Regions from separate parts of the Homo sapiens genome. Here regions 1 and 2 are each linked to region 3. The links are chromatin contacts, found by Hi-C or POLR2A ChIA-PET in ENCODE. All regions are on one chromosome and are shown on one strand. Each heading gives the region's core, a stretch centred on a gene start or an enhancer-like site at or near the end of the contact. The rest is flanking DNA. Distances are from core to core; before and after follow the strand shown. Region 1 holds the start of ANAPC5 (anaphase promoting complex subunit 5). Region 2 overlaps KDM2B (lysine demethylase 2B). Region 3 overlaps RNF34 (ring finger protein 34).

What was found. A loop is a pair of places that touch in the nucleus more often than their neighbours do. ChIA-PET counts read pairs that join two places held with the same protein, here RNA polymerase II (POLR2A). Pooled maps may share reads with other maps.
Region 1: a loop to region 3 is called in a map of B cell, with 6 times the contacts of the local background. The contact joins the promoter of ANAPC5 here to the enhancer-like site in region 3. A Hi-C loop is called at or near these places in 9 of 168 maps with a recorded cell type or tissue (B cell, G401, GM12878 and 6 more), 23 of 37 single-sample maps with no recorded cell type and 13 of 50 pooled maps. POLR2A ChIA-PET finds 5 or more read pairs at or near these places in 30 of 52 experiments (A549, AG04449, CD4-positive, alpha-beta T cell and 23 more).
Region 2: a pooled map shows a loop between it and region 3 (3-fold over the local background). The contact joins two enhancer-like sites. A Hi-C loop is called at or near these places in 1 of 50 pooled maps. POLR2A ChIA-PET finds 5 or more read pairs at or near these places in 2 of 52 experiments (H1 and activated CD8-positive, alpha-beta T cell).

What each region holds. Positions count from the first base shown.
Region 1 is chr12:121,350,766-121,354,912 of GRCh38, reverse strand. ANAPC5 (anaphase promoting complex subunit 5) reads left to right here and starts at 2,502. Exons shown (of 17, transcript NM_016237.5): 1 at 2,502-2,779. The coding sequence starts at 2,573. RefSeq lists enhancers at 726-1,399, 1,400-2,075, 2,500-2,759, 2,752-3,427.
Region 2 is chr12:121,549,280-121,553,636 of GRCh38, reverse strand. KDM2B (lysine demethylase 2B) reads left to right here. Exons shown (of 23, transcript NM_032590.5): 5 at 3,999-4,177. Among named protein-coding and RNA genes, the nearest start is that of KDM2B-DT, 29 kb to the left of the region's middle. RefSeq lists an enhancer at 4,028-4,357. Within about 2 kb of position 1,761, at least 2 of the 41 ENCODE cell types and tissues checked have a DNase peak (open chromatin) inside an H3K27ac peak, as active enhancers do.
Region 3 is chr12:121,422,716-121,427,145 of GRCh38, reverse strand. It overlaps RNF34 (ring finger protein 34), which reads right to left. Exons shown (of 6, transcript NM_025126.4): 6 at 2,798-3,760. The coding sequence ends at 3,570. It also overlaps a transcript of KDM2B not described here. Among named protein-coding and RNA genes, the nearest start is that of MIR7107, 19 kb to the left of the region's middle. RefSeq lists an enhancer at 1,557-1,636. Within about 2 kb of position 1,770, at least 8 of the 41 ENCODE cell types and tissues checked have a DNase peak (open chromatin) inside an H3K27ac peak, as active enhancers do; they include B cell, GM12878 and OCI-LY7, where a contact is called at or near this core.

The sequences.
Region 1 (4,147 bases), core at 1,253-3,752, 73 kb after region 3:
TAAAATTACTTTCCTCTTTCCATTCATTAAGTGTTCCTACTCAGGATTTTAAGGTTGAATACTAGTTTATTCCACACAGACCCTTTGTCAAACCTTATTTATGGTATACACATATGCAAAAATATCCTAAAGAGCTGGGAGATTGTAAGTATGCTTTTTCATTAATAGAGTGAGGCATAAAAATAAACCGAGGCAAAGAAAGAGGTTAAGTGAGTATTAAATTCCTGGCAAAAGCCAGCTTCTCCTTTCACAAATAAAAGATAGTTATATAATAATTATGTATGGTAACTAAAACATACAGAGTTCTCAAGATAGGAAAGCTTGTATTACAAGATATCAATGTCTTCTTTTTTGATAGCATCATTTAGCTTATACATATCTGCCTTCTTTTTTGTTTTTGTGAACTAATAATGCATATTCATTCATTATTCATTAAACAAATAGCGATTGAGAAAACAAAAACCAGGCATGAGGCTGCATGCAGTGGCCCATGCCTTTAATCGTAGCAATTTGGGAGGCTGAGGCAGGAGGATCACTTGAGTCCAGGAGTTCGAGACCAGCCTGGACAACATCGCAAGACCTCGTGTCTACAAAAAATAAAAAAATTAGCCATGCATCCAGGCACAGTGGCTCAGGCCTGTAATCCCAGCACTTTTGGAGGCGGAGATGGGCGGGTCACCTGAGGTCAGGAGTTCAACCAGTTCAAGACCAGCCGGGCCAACATGGTGAAACCCCATCTCTACAAACAATACAAAAATTAGCCGGGCGTGGTGGTGCGTGCCTGTAGTTCCAGCTACTCGGGAGGCTGAGGCAGGAGAATTGCTTGAACCCGGGAGGTAGAGATTGTAGTGAGCCGAAATCGAGCGACTGTACTCCAGACTGGGCGACAGAGCAAGACTCCGTATCGGGAAAAAAAAAAAAAAAAAATTAGCCATGCATGGTGGCACAAGCCTGTAGTCTCAACTACTCGTGAGGCTGAGGTGGGAGGATTGCTTGAGCCTGGCATTCCTGAGGGCGAGGGGGTCTCCTGCCCTGCTCATGTCTAATTACCTACTTTAACTGGAGGCTGAGGTTGCAGTGAGCCGTGAGCGTGCCACTGCAGTCCAGCCTCGGTAGCAGAATGAGAGAGAGAGAAAGTATAATTTAAACAAACATAAAAATGGGCACAAGGCAGGCCGGGCGCGGTGGCTCACGCCTGTAATCCCAGCACTTTGGGAGGCCGAGGCGGGAGGATCACGAGGTCAGGAGATTGAGACCATCCTGGCTAACACGGTGACACCCCGTCTCTACTAAAAATACAAAAAATTAGCCGGGCGTGGTGGCCGATGCCTGTAGTCCCAGCTACTCGGTAGGCTGAAGCAGGAGAATGGCGTGAACCAGGGAGGTAGAGCTTGCAGTGAGCAGAGATCGCGCCACTGCACTCCAGCCTGGGCGACAGAGGAGACTCCGTCTCAAAACAAAACAAAACAAAACAAAAGGCACAAGGCACAGTGTGTGCATGTGGATAGCCAAAGTTGAATGGTATGTGGTTTTTCTTTCAAGGGACATAAAGACTAATAGGGATACCAGATCATTAATAATAATTCAGGGTATAGAGAACTAAGTGTCTTGGGAGAGGTACAGATGAACGGAAGGGGAATTGTGAAAAATCAGGTTCAAAATGTTGGCTGGGGATTGCTTTTGGAGGGCTTTGAAATGCAGAGTATAGATTTTGTAGTTTATTAGGTAGGAAACTGACTCAGCACATGGAGGTGATGTTGCTAATGTTCTATTTCACGTAAGGATACACGACCACTGGCAACCTGATCTGGCTGTCTGCAAATGGCATTTGTGAAACGCTGAAGAAAAATCTCATGTTCCTATCTTTAAAAAGACAGAGTTAAACTCCTAAACATTTGAGTTTAAAAGTAACATAATAAATACATACTTTAAGGGTGCAAATTTAATTTCGGTACTTTTAAACACAATCATTTAAACATTCTATTTGAACTATTTTCAAATTACATGAACAAGCCAGGCGCGCTGCCTGTAGTCCCAGCTTCTCGGGAAGGCGGGAGGATCGCTCGAGCCCAGGATTTGGGAGGGTGCAGTGCTCTTTGAGGGCGTCTACGAATAACCACTGCCCTCCAGTCTTGGTAACATAGCGAGATATCGTCTCAAACAACAACAACGACAACCACCACCACCACCACCAACAACAACAACCAACAACAAAAAAACCACTTTGGGAGCTCCTCAGTCCCTTCAGCCCCGACCCCAAGCATCGACTTCCCCTCCCATCCGGTCCCTGTCCACGTAGCCTGGGAACCTGCTCCCACTCGGCAAAAGTTTCTGTAGGGAGTCAGTCTTTTGGTGCACCCCTCCCCGCACTCTTGTACATTCTGACTGGCTGTCGCTCTCCCATGTGCTCTGACAGACTGCTCTGATTGGTTAACAAATGCCGCGAGCACGCGGATGTCTGTTTCCTGGGATATTGTGAGGGCGGGCGGAGATGTAGACCCGGTAGTGTTGTGCCTTGTGGTGACAACTGGCGGCAGCGCGCCGCGGGCCCGAGACTTAGTCTCGGGCCGCCATGGCCAGCGTCCACGAGAGCCTCTACTTCAATCCCATGATGACCAATGGGGTTGTGCACGCCAATGTGTTCGGCATCAAGGACTGGGTGACGCCGTACAAGATCGCGGTGCTGGTGCTGCTGAACGAGATGAGCCGCACAGGCGAGGGCGCCGTCAGCCTCATGGAGCGGCGGAGGCTCAACCAGCTGCTCCTGCCCCTGCTGCAGGTGAGAGGCGCCCGCTGGCTCCTGCTCGTGCAGCAAACTTTTACTGAGCATCTGCTCTGTGCGGAACCCTGGGCTTGGGGACACTCGTGTCCATCAGATACTCTCCCTGCCTGGAGGAACGTGAAGAAATAAAGATAGCTACTACCGGTAGCTAACACGTACTGAGCGTTTACGGTGGGCCAGGCGCTTTACATGCATTTTTTTTTTTTGCAAGTTCATGTCTGGCTCCAGTATTTATTAGCTGAGAGTTAGAGTCTCAGATCCTGTATCTTCTTTAAAATGGGGCTATACAATAGAGCGTTGGAGACACAGGGATAAGTCATACAGGCTCCCTATCCTAGAGGACCGTAATAAACAGTAAAAATGCCATAAAACCGGGCCGGGCGCAGTGGCTCACGCCTATAATCTCCGCACTTTGGGAGGGTAAGGCGGGTGGATCACGAGGTCAGGAGTTCGAGACCAGCCTGACCAACGTAGTGAAACCCCGTCTCTACTAAAAACACAAAAAATTAGCTGGACGTGGTGGCGGGCACCTGTAATTTCAGCTACTCGGGAGGCTGAGGCAGGAGAATCGCTAGAACCTGGGAAGCGGAGGTTGCAGTGAGCCGAGATCGCGCCACTGCACTCCAGCTTGGGCGACAGTGCAAGACTCCGTTTCAAAAAAAAAAAAGGCATAAAGCCAAGGACGAGCACTGATTGAATACTTAACTGTGTGCTAAGCACTTTACTTAAAATTTGTTTTAAATTATTATTATTTTTTTGAGACAGGGTCTCGCTTTGTCGCCCAGGCTGGAGTGCAGTAGTGTGATCGCGGCTCACTGCAGCCTCGACCTCTCAGGCTCAGGTGATCCTCCCACCTCAGCCTCCCAAGTAGCTGGGAGTACAGGCGCGGGTCACTACGCCCAGCTAATTTTTTTGCATTTTTTGTAGAGACGGGATTTTGCCATGTTACCCAGGCTGGCCGGGAACTCCTGGACTCAAGCAATCCTCCCGTCTGGTCTCCCAGAGTATTGGGATTACAGGAGTGAGCCACTGCGCCCGGCCGTCATGTGTTATTTCATTTTGCAGACACAGGTTTAGCTCAGATAATTAAGTTCCTTAATTCATTTGGGTCTCAGTTTTCTCTCTGTAAAATGGGAACAATAGTAGAAACTGTTACTAGCATGTAGTAAATGCTCAATATTACTAGAATTTTCATTTTAGTGTGTTCACATATGGCATATACCTTCCCCTATATCAGTTGTGGTTTTTCCATTTATATTCATGGTTACGTGAGTGATGGCCTTCTCTCCCATTAGACGGTAACCTCCACCAGCTCAGTACTTAGTCCTGTTTTTGTTTACTGGTACATCCCCAAAGCCTCCTAGA
Region 2 (4,357 bases), core at 512-3,011, 130 kb before region 3:
CTCCAAGTGAGTGTGAAGTGCATGAACTCAGTTATGTCTCAGGACAGCTCCTGGGCTGGCTATTTGTTCCCCATGTTATAGATGAAGAAGAAACTGATTCCCAGAGAAGCCAAGAGCCCGAGGCACAGGCTGGAGGCTCCGCTGGGAACCGAACCCTCTAAATTTTAACAGTGTGTGGGTAGGGGTAGCTGAGCTTGGCCTTCAGTGCTGACTTGCAGGACTCTGGGTTCGTGATTTTAGTGCTCTTTATCCTATTTGCTACCTGCCCAGCAGACTCCTTTGCACAGGGAGCTTTGCAGACATGACCTTGAGCAAGATTAGGGAGGAGAAGTGGGTGGAGGTGGGAGGCTGGCCAGAGAGCGAGAGTGGGGAGGGTACCGGGGTTCTTTCTTTCTTTTTTTTTTTTGAGACAGAGTCTTGCTCTGTCGCCCAGGCTGTAGTGCAGTGGCGCGATCTCGGCTCGCTGCAACCCCGCCTCCCGGGTTCACGCCATTCTCCTGACTCAGCCTCCCAAGTAGCTGGGACTACAGGCGCCCGCCACCACACCCGGCGGATTTTTTGTATTTTTAGTATTCTCGGGGTTTCACCGTGTTAGCCAAGATGGTCTCAATCTCCTGACCTCATGATCTGCCCGCCTCAGCCTCCCAAAGTGCTGGGATTACAGGCGTGAGCCACCGTGCCCGGCTGGTACTGGGGTTCTGACAGCAGGGTTTCTGCCAGGTGGGCCTCCTGGAAAATCTGAGTGGCGCCCACGTATTCCAGGCACCTGGGTAAGGAAGGAGCTAGCCTTGCCAAGATCAAGGCCAGAATATCCAGCGAAGAACGGGGATGCCCCCTGGTGGATCTGCACTCCAGACGCCAAAACAAAAGCTGCTTTCCCCTGGATCCACTGCTTCCTAGGGTCCATGGGGAGGGACCTGGCCACTGCTGTGGTCTGGAATCTTTTTTTTTTTTTTTTTTAATTAAGACAGAGTCTCACCATGTCACCCAGGCTAGAGTGCAATGGCACGACCTCAGCTCACTGCAACCTCCACCTCCTGGGTTCAAGCAATTCTCCTACCTCAGCCTCCCAAGTAGCTGGGATTACAGACGTGTGCCACCATACTTGGCTAATTTTTGTATTTTTAGTAGAGATAGGGTTTTGCCATGTTGGCCAGGCTGGTCTTGAACTCCTGACCTCAGGTGATCCACCCATCTCGGCCTCCAAAAGTGCTGGGATTACAGGCATGAGCCACTGCACTTGGCCAGGTCTGGGGTCATGTTTCAACCTTAGCATACGATCAAGATTCAGTATTCGGGGGATGGGAGAGGAACCTGGGCTTAGGCATTAGAATGAATTGGATTCAAATACCACTCTGCCACTCACGAATTGGGCATTCCTGGGCGAGTTAGTTGTCCAAGTCTCAGCTTCTCCTCCATTAAATGGGTGTAATTGAAGTTCTGCTTCACAGAGCTGTGACCACGATGAACCTAACACAAGATAATATATGTAGAGAACCCGCCTGTGCTGACACACATAGTAAATGGTAATGGTTGTAATTGGTAGTAAGAGTCTACTCTGGGGAGCTTGAGCCAGTTGCTGTGTCTCTGGGCCTTGGTCTCCCCATTTGTAAAACAGACTGTCTCACCTTGCTTTTCCAGGTTGCTGTGAAATTTAGATCTTGAACCCAAAAGATAGAAATACCCAAGTTCTCTTACATACTTAAGGTGTTACTTTCTTTTTTTGTTTCCTTTTTGTGGAGAATGTGGTCTCCCAGCCTGGGCAACTTAATGAAACCCTGTCATGCTGGGCGCGGTGGCTCACACCTGTAATCCCAGCACTTTGGGAGGCTGAGGCGGGCGGATCACTTGAGGTCAGGAGTTCAAGACCAGCCTGGCCAATATGGCGAAACTCCATCTCTACTAAAAATACGAAAAAGAGCCGGGTGCGGTGGTGCACGCCCTTAATTCCAGCTGCTCGGGAGGCTGAGGCAGGAGAATCACTTGAACCCCGCAGGTGGAGGTTGCAGTAAGCTGAGATTGTGCCACTATACTCCAACCTGGGCGACAGAGCGAGACTTTGTCTCAAAAACCAACCAACCAAACAAAGAAAACCAAAACCCTGTCTCTACAAAAAATAAAAACCTGGTTGGATGTGGTGGTGCCGCCCTGTAGTCCCAGCTATTCAGGAGGCTGAGGCTGGAGGATCCCTCGAGCCAGGGAGGTTGAGGCTGCAGTGAGCCACGATCGTGCCATTGCTCTCCAGCCTGGGTGACAGAGCGAGACCCTGTCTCAAAAAAAAAAAAAAAAAAAGAATGGAATCTTGCTGTGTTCCCCAGGCTGGTCTCAAACTCCCAGGCTCAAGCACCATCCTCCCACCTCTGCTTTTCTAAGTGCTGGGATTACACAGAGTTACTTTTATTTTTCAGTTCCGACCACATGAAAGGCTATGTTTATTTATTCAACAAATATTGACCACGGGCCTGTTAGAGGGCAGGTTCAGTGAACGGGATGAGACTATTACCCATATCAACATCTAAGTTCCATGAGAGTTCTGTCTAGTTCAAGGGCCAGCAAACTTTCTCTGTTAAGTGCCAGAGAGTAAATACTTACGGGTTTTCAGGCCATTTGGTCTGTTGCAACTACTTAGCTCTGCCATTGTCGCACGGAGCCAGCCCTATACAATATGTGAACCGATGACCGTGGCTGTGCCCCAGGAAAGCTTTGTAAATGGACCTGAGAATTTGGGTTTCATATAGTTTTCATATCACAAAATAGTATTCTTCTTTTGATTTTTCCCCCTCCGTTAACAAAAATGGAAAACCCCTCAAAACGTATGGCTATTGTAGGGAAAAAAAAATCTAGGCCAGTTGCGGTGGCTCATGCCTGTAATCCCAGTACTTTGGGAGGCTGAGGTGGGTGGATCCCTTGAGGTCAGGAGTTCAAGACCAGCCTGACCAACATGGCGAAACCCCATCTCTACTAAAAATATAAAACTTAGCAAGGTGTGGTAGCACATGCCTGTAATCCCAGCTATTCAGGAGGCTGAGGCATGAGAATTGCTTGAACCCAGGAAGTGGAGGTTGCAGTGAGCCGAGATTGTGCCACTGCATGATCTCAGTCTGGGCAACAGAGTAAAAAGGAAAGTTAAAAAATTCTTAACTTCTGGGTCACACAATGATAGGCCGTAGGCTGGATTTGGCCCTTGGGCTGTCATCATATGGTGGCCTTTGGCTGGTTTAACCTGTAACCTGTTGAGGTGGCTGTGAAGAAAGGTGGTCACTGGCTTCTTGGGATTTTCTTGTTTATATGTTTATTTCCTTTTCTTTCTTTCTTTTTTTTTTTTTTGAGACAAAGTCTTGCTCTGTTGCCCAGGCTGGAGTGAGGTGGCGCCATCTCAGCTCACTGCAACCTCTGCCTTCCGGGTTCAAGCTATCCTCTTGCCTCAGTTTCCTGAGTAGCTGGCACTATAGGCGTGAGCCACCACGCCCGGCTATTTTTTGTATTTTTAGTAGAAACGGGGTTTCACTATGTTGGCCAGGCTGGTCTCGAACTCCTGACCTCAGGTAATCCGCCCTCCTCGGCCTCCCAAAGTGCTGGGATTACAGGCATGAGCCATCATGCCTGGCCATCTTTGTATTTTTAGTAGATACAGGGTTTCACCATGTTGGCCAGGCTGGTCTCAAACTCCTGACCTCAGGTGATCCCTCCACCTCGGCCTCCCAAAGTGCTGGGATTACAGCCTTAAGCCACCATGCCCAGCTGCTTGGGCCCCTTTAGGTAGCTTTTGAGGTCATCGCAGACTGGCGTGGAGGCCATGGTGGTGCAGGGAAGCAAGGTGGGTGGGAGACAGATCCCAGAAGGAAAGCCGATGGGGTGAGGTAATTGAACAGATGAGGAAGAGGGGTGAGGACTGTGGGGAAACGTGGAGGAGCAGCTTTTGTTTAGTGAGGGGCTCCCATGTAGGATCTGGAGCCTTAAGCCGGCAGGAACAACCAGTGTGTGGCTTCTGCCTCCAGGGAGCCGGCGGCTTGTGGACGTGATGGATGTGAACACCCAGAAGGGCACGGAGATGAGCATGTCCCAGTTTGTGCGTTACTACGAGACGCCCGAGGCCCAGCGGGACAAGCTGTACAACGTCATCAGCCTAGAGTTCAGCCACACCAAGCTGGAGCACTTGGTCAAGCGTCCGACTGTGGTAGGTCCGGGGCCCAGGTACCCTCCCCAGATACCTTCCACCTCATCTCCTTCCCTGTCCCCCTGCCACCTGGGTTGTGCCTTGCAAAAAGGCTCATGTGGGTGTGGCTGGCTGGGCTTGGCAGGCATAGGGGTGACTAAGGTTGGTAACGTGGTTTGTAGAGACAGGGATCTTGCTATG
Region 3 (4,430 bases), core at 521-3,020:
CCCAAGGGAATGTTTGCTGTGTCAAATCACAGCTTAGTAACCTAGAAAAGAGGCTCTGTCCCTTCCTCTAGGGAATCTGATGTTTACAAAGGAAGACACCATGGCACCTCAAATGACATCCTTTCATATTGTGAAGATGGGATAAAGAGACTTCACTGTATTCCACTGCAGACTTATCCATATGACATGACCTATTTAAAAAATTTACTTAAAGCAGCATGGGGCTGGGTGCAGTGGCTCATACCTGTAACCCCAGCACTTTGAGAGGCCGAGGCGGGCGAATCACCCGAGGTCAGGAGTTTGAGACCAGCCTGGCCAACATGGTAAAACCCTGTCTCTATTAAAAATACAAAATTAGCTGGGAGTGTAGTATGCACCTGTGATCCCAGCTACTCAGGAGGAAAAGGCAGAAGAATCACTTGAACCTGGGAAGCGGAGGTTGCGATAAGCCAAGATTGCACCATTGAACTTCAGCCTGGGCAACAGAGCAAGACTCTGTCTAAAAAAAAAAAAAAAAAAAAAAAATTGTTTAAAATTATCCAGGCATGGTGGTATGCATTATATGCCAGCTCCTGGGGAGGCTGAGGCGGGAGGGCTGCTTGAGCCCAGAAGTTAAGACTGTAGTGAGCTATGATCATGCCACTGTACTCTGCCTGGGTGGGCAACAGCAAGACTCTGTCTTTAAAAAAAAAAGGGGGGGGAGGGGGTAGAAAGGCATGCCAGTTTAAAAATTCAAATTCCAGGGGGAAATGCTTGCCCTCTGCCAAACAAGCCAATTTCCAAGTATCAAGCCTGTTACACTAAACATTTCTGTTGTCTGACATTTCTATTATCTGGCTAATAAACCAGGGTTACTTCAAACTACTATCTAAAAAATCCACCAAGCATTTTGTACTCTTTCTATAAAGAAGCCACTAAAACTTAATACACAAATCTAAGAGTAAACATTAAACTGCTTTAAACTAAGACTGTATAAATCTGAATTTTTGAATTTAAGTTTAGACAAAACCAGCACCTACTGCTTAGCTTCTATGGCCTGGATTTAAAGACTTGCCACCACCAAGTTACCAATTTGGAGGAAATGTTAAGATTTCCAGAGTCTCATCAAAAGATTACTTTGGGAGGAAGAGGCGGGTGGATCATGAGGTCAGGAGATTGAGACTATCCTGGCTAACACAGTGAAACCCCGTCTCTACTAAATATACAGAAAAATTAGCCGGGCGTGGTGGCGGGTGCCTGTAGTCCCAGCTACTTGGGAGGCTGAGGCAGGAGAATGGCATGAACCCAGGAGGTGGAATTTGCAGTGAGCTGAGATCACGCCACTGCACTCCGGCCTGGGCAACAGAGCGAGACTCTGTCTCAAAAAAAAAAAAAAAGTTTAGACAAAAAGCACAAGTGCCCACAAAACTCTGGCAACTTATGCTGCTTCTAAAGGGAAACCATGACCTGCTCAAGCCAGTTACTACCAATTGTGGTTGCAGACAAACAAGTGGGAGGCCTTGATTTACATGCTTTGATCTTCAAAAGCAGAAAATTTTTTTCTTTACTATTAGCCACACAAACTTTCTGCCCAAAGCACAGGGGCATCTGCCTCCTGGTGTTCACAGGTATTTTCAGCTCTGTTGATGGACTAATAAATTCTGAGCACCCAAGGCCATATGTGTTACTCACTGCACAGTCAGGAGATAACAGACTCTGAGAAGTGGCCACTCCCAGCTGCACTGAAATGACAGTTGGTCTCAACTCAACCATCCTGAGTCAAGTCAAGTTGGACCTAAAAGAGATTTCACAACATTTTTGCATAATAGCTCAAGTTCCTCTTTTTTTTTTTTTTTTTTTGAGACGGAGTTTCGCTCGTCGCCCAGCCTGGAGTGCAATGGCACGATCTTGGCTCACTGCAACCTCCGCCTTCCAGTTTCAGGCGATTCTCCTGCCTCAGCCTCCTGAGTAGTTGGGATTACAGGGACCCGCCACCATGCCCAGCTAATTTTCGTATTTTTAGTTGAGACAGTTTCACCATGTTGACCAGGCTGGTCTCGAACTCTTGACCTCATGATCCACCCGCCTCAGCCTCCCAAAGTGCTAGGATTACAGGCATGAGCCACCACACCTGGCCCAAGTTTCTCATTTCTTATGTGGTACTGGAAGGGTTAAGAGCAACTCTGGCATCAGAGCTAGGTTCAAATTCTGCATAGCCACTTTTTAACCATGAGGTTTTAGACAAGTCTAACTTCTCAGAGGTTAGAGAAGCAAAGCAATGTTTATTTCAGAAAGTTGCTTTGAGGACTGCAGAGGCAACTACAGCACCTAGCGCAATACCTGGACACAAGAAACAGCACATCAGCAGTTAACCTTACTGATAAGCAAGCAGGAAATGTAAGCACTGTTGCTCATGTGGCATTGTTTTTTTCTTTTTTTTCTTTTTTTTTTTTTTTGAGACAAGGTCTGGCTCTGTTACCCAAGTTGGATTTCAGTGGTGTGATCTTGGCTCACTGTAACCTCCACACCCAAGGCTCAAGCCATCCTCCTACCTCAGCCTCCTGAGTAGCTGGGACTACCACGCCTGGCTAATTTTTTCCAAAGACAGGGTTTCGCCATGTTGTCCAAGCTAGTCTTGAACTTGTGAGCTCAAGCATTCCTCCAGCCTCAACCTCACAAGGTCCTAGGATTACAGGCGTGAGCCACCGCACCCGGCCCCCATGTGACATCTTTGAAGGTGCTCCCACCATCTCTTCTGAAGAGGGGTGCTAGGCCAGGTCACTTGATTTAGGAACTGACCAAGACAATGTAAACAAAAGCTTTTAAAACTAATTTTATTCCTAAAGTTAAAATCAGCTAGCGGGTAGCACTGAAAATACACCTTCACTATACAAAACAATGTAAACTGATTACACATTAATAAGGAATTTAGCACACACACTTCTAATAAAAGAAGCTAGATGCAGCCCTTGCTATAAAAAGCTATACCTGAACAAAAATGGACATGTGGAGTCTAAGGCCCTGGCAGTCGACTAGAGAATGTCAGTTGTTCCCAATTATGTTTAAATGCAGAAACAGCAACAATGTGGAAACTTACATTCATCAAATGTTAGCATTTAAAATATACATGACTAATAAAGTGAACATTCAGAGGAGCCACTGCTCAGCATGTTCCATGTCGGCCACTTGTGGACACTGATCTCATCCAAAGAGGACAGAAGTTTCAAACATCTGAGCAGTTTAAGTTAAAAATAGGATGAAGGGGAAATAAGAGAACAGGATAAGTGTCCTCCCAAGACAGCAGTGGCTGATGCCCACATGGCGCAAACAGGCTGACTTCAATGAGTGTTCACGGGATGTGTGATAAAGCCCAGCTGAGCCCGGGAAGCTCACGTGTCCACAGGCAGACAGGCTCACGGCATGGACCAATGTTTCCACAACTCAGGATGGATCTTTCTGTCCCCACTTAGTAGTCAAAATAATGTTTTAAAATAGCTTCAGCCTTTGAACATAACTTTCCAGTCCCTTCTGTGCATTGAAATGTTGGGGGTCAAGTTTGGGGGTGACTGTCCTGGTGAGGGGAGCCTGTTTCAGGACTTGAACACGTGCACGGCTCGCACCACATACTGCCGGCAGATGGGACACTCACTCATGCGCTTGCCGCACTTGGTGCAGGTAACCATGTGCCCACACTCCAGTAGGACACAGTCGATGACGGCATCCATGCAGATGCGACACAGGCTGTCGTCTTCCTCATCCTGCAGCTGCAGCCGCTCGCCATCTGAAAGGCAACAGAGAGCTAAGGCCTCGGCTTCAGGCATGGCCAGTCAGCCAGCCACCCTCCCAGTCCGAAGCTGAGCAGCCACCTGCTGAATGACCCCTGCAGGCCCAATGCCACCCCAGTGTTGTACAAGAAATAATCCCAACTTCTCTGCACTTTGGTTCTCTCCACTAGAAATGGCAATGATAAAAGCTATACCTCAGGGTTTTGTAAAGAATAAAATGCTTGACGTACCCAACAAATGTTAGCTATGTATTTCTATTTTATATCTTTGTCTAATTCAAGACATCTGTGATAGGGATATATTACTTCTGTAACTAGAAAAAGAAACCCTCAGCTGGTCTTCTGTAGATGGGCTTTGGAGTCAGGATGCTATTGGAATTTAACTCAGTTGCCCCAGCTTTGTAGCCCTGGGAACACCACAGTCTCTGGAGCCTCATCTCAGTAGGAAAAGGAGCCTTAGTTCCCCCTTAGGAAAGTTAGGAATAATTGTGCATCCTTCCCTCCCTAGCCTTAGAATCATCTCAAGCCATCTGTGTTCCTGGCCCTGCTGAAGTCTAACTTGAAAGAGATGGGCCGTCCTGGCTCTTGGCCCACCTTTACATCTGAGAAAATCCAGTCTGTGAATAAGAAAGACGATGAATAAGTTAAAAAAAAGTTAACCCCAGCC